Regions from separate parts of the Homo sapiens genome. Here region 2 is linked to region 1. A link is a loop called in an ENCODE intact Hi-C map of the cell type or tissue named here. Cell type or tissue: natural killer cell. All regions are shown on one strand. Links, peaks and the distances in the headings refer to the core of each region. The heading gives the core; the rest is flanking DNA. Region 1 has its middle 180 kb from the start of TFEC. Region 2 has its middle 110 kb from the start of PPP1R3A.

Region 1 (2,928 bases), core at 95-2,594:
CACAGCATATACTAATTTAGAATTTATCCTTAATTATGCCATTTTCTCCCTTCTAGCAATTACATGTTGCCTTTTCTCTATGGTCTTTTAGCTTATGTTTCTGCTACCAACATGTTGATATTTTCTCCATATCTCTAGTTCAAATTACAAAGAAGTAGACTTTTATTGATTTTGGCCAATTAATGATCTTTCTTCTTGGGAATAACTCAATTCCAAACCACCTCATAAGTTCCTAGCTGTTTCATGGATTGACTCTCATTGAGTTGATGGTTAACTCCTGATCAAATCAGTAACCATCAGTAGTGTAAGTTCATGTGGCAGACAATATGATCACCAACTTTAGGTTAGAATCCAAATAAAATTACTTCTCTCAGCAAATTACTCACCACATGAAAGGGATATATTGGACTGGTAGAACAGACCAGAAACTTTGAAAGGTCCTCCATAGTACACAACTCAATCTAAAAATACCAATGAAAGAGAGTTCCCCAAAGAATTTCTCATCGCTGGTTCCCGCCAGTGGCTTTTATAACTTTGTATCAGCACCAACAGTGACTTCAGTTGACTGTGCTGATGAACAATGATGGGATCTCCCATGGGTTTCTCTTTTTGACAGTTCCCTATGTCCCTTACCAACAGCTTGCTAGCCTCTTGGAGAATGAAGAGTTCACAATTGCCCTGTCAGCATAACATACAACTAAGCCATAGCTGAGGCAAAGCTTTTTTAGAGTTTTTATAGTCACCTCAAATTTGCAGTTGTTGTGACCATTTCACTGAGCCCTCCTTGACTCAGAGTCAGCTCAACTGCTACAATGTTCAATATTCCCTCTTGGGGGTGGGGGCAGGGGTGGCAGGAAGGAGCTCGCTCTACCCCCTCATGCATTATAAAGATGAAAACATGTTCATTTAATTTAAATCTTACCACTGCGAATTTGGACTTTGCTTTAATTCTCTTCTACCTTTGTAAAAACTATTTATTAAAAAAAGGCAAATTCGGCATAGATGCTTAGAGTTTGAAGGAATCCTTTAGATTATATAGTCAGTACCCCTAATTTTAGAGATGAAGAGAAAAAGCTCCTCCTCAAGTACCCCCTAGAAAATATTCAAGTGGTTACTCCCTTTCCATCTGTCAATAGATGAGACTAGAACTCAGGCTCTTGACTCTTAAGCCCAGTGCTCTTTCTACTATACCATGCTGCCCCCTTGTGTTAATCAGATTTCTTAAGAATTAGTGATTTCATTCACAAGAACAAATTTTATCTGATTGAAAGAGCTATTTGCAAAACATGAATGCATAAGCTTATATAAAAGGATCAGAAGATCCGACATAAACCTCCATTTCACAGTATTTTACCATTTATTTGTATTACTATGCATACTTAAAAACATATTTGTCTTTTCTTCTAATATTAAATTATGTCTTCTTCTAAGATAAAATTAAGGCCCTAAAAGGTAAAGATCGAACACAAAGTTGTGTATTGCAGTGGGAATGAAGGGACAGTCTTACTTTTAAAAAATCACCATCTTTAATTGATCCTCAACCTGTCTTAATATATCAATGATTCTTTTTACTGTAGTTATAGATAGGGTTAATTGGTGTCCTGAGGCATCATGGAGGTCCCTGAGAAAAGTCACAGAATAAAGGGAATAGAAGAACCACCTTTTTAATAGTAAGCATTAAACATTGTGAAAAGTAATAGAAAAAATAACCCAACTTAGAGCATAATAGTCAATTTTACCATATATTTTCACTCAACCCCCTCCCAACAGAAAGTATATTTATAAATAGAAGAACAAAACCAATAAAATATAAGTAAAAAATTAAAAAAACTCTGACTCGATCTGTTATAAGAAGAATTTAAAAGTGTAGAACCGATGTATCGGGGGAAGACAGAAACAGAAGAAAAAATAGGGTAACTAATAAATGAGAGGAAGCAAAGAATTAATTATTGCACTAAGAAGGCTGATATATTGAGCTCATTTTAAAATGTCTTTAAGAAAGAATGAAGAAGAAAAATTTAAATAAGGAGGAACTAATAAAGACAATGAAAATTGCTTATAAAAATGTTAAGGAAAATGTGGAGGACATTTTAAAATAGACTAGTGATTCAGAGCATCTTAAGTAGGATTGTGGAGGCCCTTTTAAAAAAATCTGTGACCAAGACATAGTCAAACATGTAAGCATTGACTTGTATTTTATGTTCTTCATTAACTTTGAATTTTCACAAACATATAAATTACACCTTAAAATATGTATCATTCAAGAAGGATTTCACAGGAGGTGCAGAATCAGTACATACATCTCTATTGCTCTCCTTTTCCTCTTACCTCTGAGTTTCTTTCTGATCATCTTTGAAGAGATTGCTAGCATAAAATGGCATTTGACTAGCATTCCCCAATACAGCCCATTCCAGCCCTATACCCAAATGCCCAGGAAGAACAGAAAACAACAAAAGTTCATAACATTGAAAAGTAACATTGAATAACAAATCACCATTGGAAATGTTGAGAAACACCCATCTATACTCTGTAGTATATTAACCTTAGGAAATGGAGTCCATTAATTTAAACAGCAGGAAGATGTTTTGCAATTCTCTGTTGTCTAAGCCTTGAATCATGAGCTGTACAAACCCCCAAACTGTCCATCCACTTAATTCTTCACGAATGAAGGTGGCAACATCACTGTTTTCTGCCCTTCCTTCATTCTTATTTAATATTCATTCAGAAATAACTAGTTATAGGAGACCACAGAGCAAGAATGGATGAGGAAGCCAGAGAAGAACTGGAGTTAAGTTACGTTTAGCTTGCCATTAGCAAAGTATTATGGATGTTTTTCAAAACTGAAAATATCTTAATATACTACATTCTAGGGGTTTTTTCTATTCACCTAAACCACTGTTAATCACACAACAACTAGGAAATGGAAGT
Region 2 (2,928 bases), core at 186-2,685, 1.8 Mb before region 1:
TTTTTCCAGAGTGATGGCATAGTTCTAGGATCTTACACAGGATCAAGGATGAGGGAAAGGGGTCCATCTGGCTTTGGCCATCAGTACAGGTCTTTCTGCCTGTTTCGGCCTCATGGTTCAGAACATTCCAGATCCTTTTGCTACTCCTTTTGAGGTATTATTGAGATAAGAGAACTCTTTGTGGCTTCGTATGATCCCTGATGCCTGGACAGAGAAGACAGCCATTTCCACCCTTAGATCTAGCCACCCTAGCCCCTCTTCATCCCCAGCATACTATCAAGAAGCAGGACTTAACTCCCTCTCTGCTCTCTAGTCTTACAAGTCTCTCTCTTCTTCACTTCGTGATACTTATATGTCTCTAGACTAGACTAAGTCTTTCTCACTTTGTGTTTCTCTAAGACATGAGCTTGTGCATATAATTCTACATCCATCAGTCACATAAACCCAACCAATCTAGGACTTCTGGAAACCCATGCCAGGAACAGCAGTGTGCATTACACACTCCACACAAATACTTAATGAGGCAACAATAGGTACTTGCTGAATAGGAAATACAGGAGAAAAATACACATCTAAGAAATATTATCAAAAGCAAAATTCAGGATTTAAAATTCAGTGTAACATTAAAATTTCAGTCAAATATTCTATACCTGGTAACAAGCCAATATTCATAAATATTTTATGAAAGCTATCATTCCCATTTGATGAAATCCATTTCACCATATTTGAAACATACCTTTATACTGTGGGATCATTTGGTTGAAAGAATCAAAAACCTCCAGGTCATGGAAGAAGGCAGTCATTGGAAGGCATTATCAGGGACAACCAAGAATAAGAAACAAAGCCAAAAGCTGGGGCACAGGAAGACTGGCATTGAAAGTCAAAAAATAAGATTACCCGTTTCTCTCATAAATTATAGGTCCCTCGTCTTTGTTATTCTCTACACATGGCCCCACTATTCTGACTTCTCTAAAGAATTGCCTTATTCTCTTTCTTTGTGGATTCCATAACTTGAAAATGGCTTTGACATTCCATTGTATTGCTTCATTCTTGGCTTATAATGAATATTCATGATAAACAGTTCAATGAACTGTACCCCAGGGAAGACCAATGGTTTGTGCATCTGCTCCTTCTGGCAGCTGTGACTGGAACAGGTTCTCTTAAAAAAAAAAACAAAAACAAATAAGTGCTTGGTCTGGAGGCTATAATGGTATGGTCACTAAATTTGGCATGCCCATCCTGAATTCTGAAAATAATATCTGGCACTTTTAAGTCTTCCATATGCTATAAGGCATATGTTAGTTTCACTCTGGCCACAGAATGACACAAGTATGTCATTTATAATATTGATAATATTATAATAATTATGCGATAGTACATCATTTCCAACTTTACATCAATCATATCTATAGCCTTGACTTTAGAAACCAACCAATCGAAAAATAAAAATAGAATCGAATAAAAAGCTGTCAACCTCAAATCAGCTCTTTTAGGCATAAAACATTCTATCTCAGTCAAACCAGATGTCACTCCAGTGTTGAGTGTAACAGCCAATTTTAGTTAATGTCTAGGAGTATCAAATGAATTCTGTCTTAATTTGTATCTCTTTTAGGTGGCCATTCAGCCATCTATAAGTTGTTTCTCACTACCAATTTTCTAAAAGCAGAAGTAACACAAATTGATTTTTAAAAGCCCTTTACCACTAGGTGGCACCAAATAGCCATAATTCATAGAATGTCTCCTAAAGCCATACACCTGCCATTTAAGGATTATCATTCTTTCTTTGCTTAAAAAGAAAATATTTATAAAAATTAAAAACAACTAATTTCTTCCTTCTTTGGAATAAGAAATACATATAATATTTTTTCCTAAATAGACTATTTTTCTTTTTTAATAAATTGAAATATATTCATTTAACCTTTGTGTTAATAAATTGATGGTAACATTCTTTGTTGAATTTCACAATGTTATTCATTTCCCCCATTAAATGCTTGCAGTATTCGAAATATTTGTTTTTGTTTTGCTTAGAAATATTTAATAGGACCCTATCTAGAGATTTTGATTTTGTTAAGATCTAGATTTACTGAGTATGGTCCCTGTCATTACAGAATATGCCTTTATTTTAATAGGGATGTTCTCAGTCCAAGGATGCATTTGGATTATGATATAGATGCTGTGGAAAAAGATGCCTCTCCCTACCTACACTTGTAAATTCCCCTCTAATACAGGGCTTACCACACTACTTTAGGTTTTTGTCACCTTGAGGTTTGACTACTGCCATGTCCTCTACCTTGGTTGACAGAGGAAGAGCCCTAGAATATTCAGCTAGAATGAATGTGACAGCTTGTCTGTTTAGCAATGCCAACCACACAGAGCACATTATACAGATGCTCTGTGCATAGCTCTGGCTTCCAACAGTCATTCTAGGTGTTCAGTTTAATTTATACAGCTCTCCACGGCCTAGGACTTCTAAGTAAGTTATACGACATATTCATTTCCTATCCTGGCAGTTAAGGCATGTTACCAGATAGTTCCTAGATACAATGGTGAACTCAAAAGTTAGAGGTCCTTGACTCTACCACTCAATCTCATTTTCTGGCTTGAAAAGAGCTTGTTTTGCTCTATACAAGCTTTTCTTGAAAATATGGGTCCTTAAATTAAATTCTATGAATAGTATTTATTTGTGTAGATAGGGTCTAGCAAAACAAAATGTCATGTCAGTGTTTCAACTGATAGAAATGATATTTTAGCAATAGGCATCTATTATAAAAATTATAAGAAAAATTAAGTGAAATTAACAGAATAGCAAAAACTAGCTTAAGTGTAATGTAGTTCATTATGATTATCATTCAGTAAGCATGTATTGAATGTTGAGTAAGATACTATATTAGAAACTGTAATACACTGCAGCAAACTATACAAAACTAT

What was found. Hi-C counts contacts between places; a loop is a spot of excess contacts. Peaks named below come from ENCODE experiments on the same cell type or tissue, not always from the same donor. Only the 100,000 strongest peaks of a DNase experiment are listed, where the experiment ranks them.
Region 2: it touches region 1 in a loop (20-fold over the local background); 23 of 110 quality-filtered maps call a loop at or near these places.

Annotation. Positions count from the first base shown.
Region 1 is chr7:115,850,293-115,853,220 of GRCh38, forward strand. No RefSeq gene overlaps it. Among named protein-coding and RNA genes, the nearest start is that of TFEC, 180 kb to the right of the region's middle. In natural killer cell, for the core only: no CTCF peak of the experiment used is centred there; a DNase peak (open chromatin) is centred at 1,199.
Region 2 is chr7:114,024,990-114,027,917 of GRCh38, forward strand. No RefSeq gene overlaps it. Among named protein-coding and RNA genes, the nearest start is that of PPP1R3A, 110 kb to the left of the region's middle. In natural killer cell, for the core only: a CTCF peak has its summit at 1,721 (motif pointing right); a DNase peak (open chromatin) is centred at 1,712.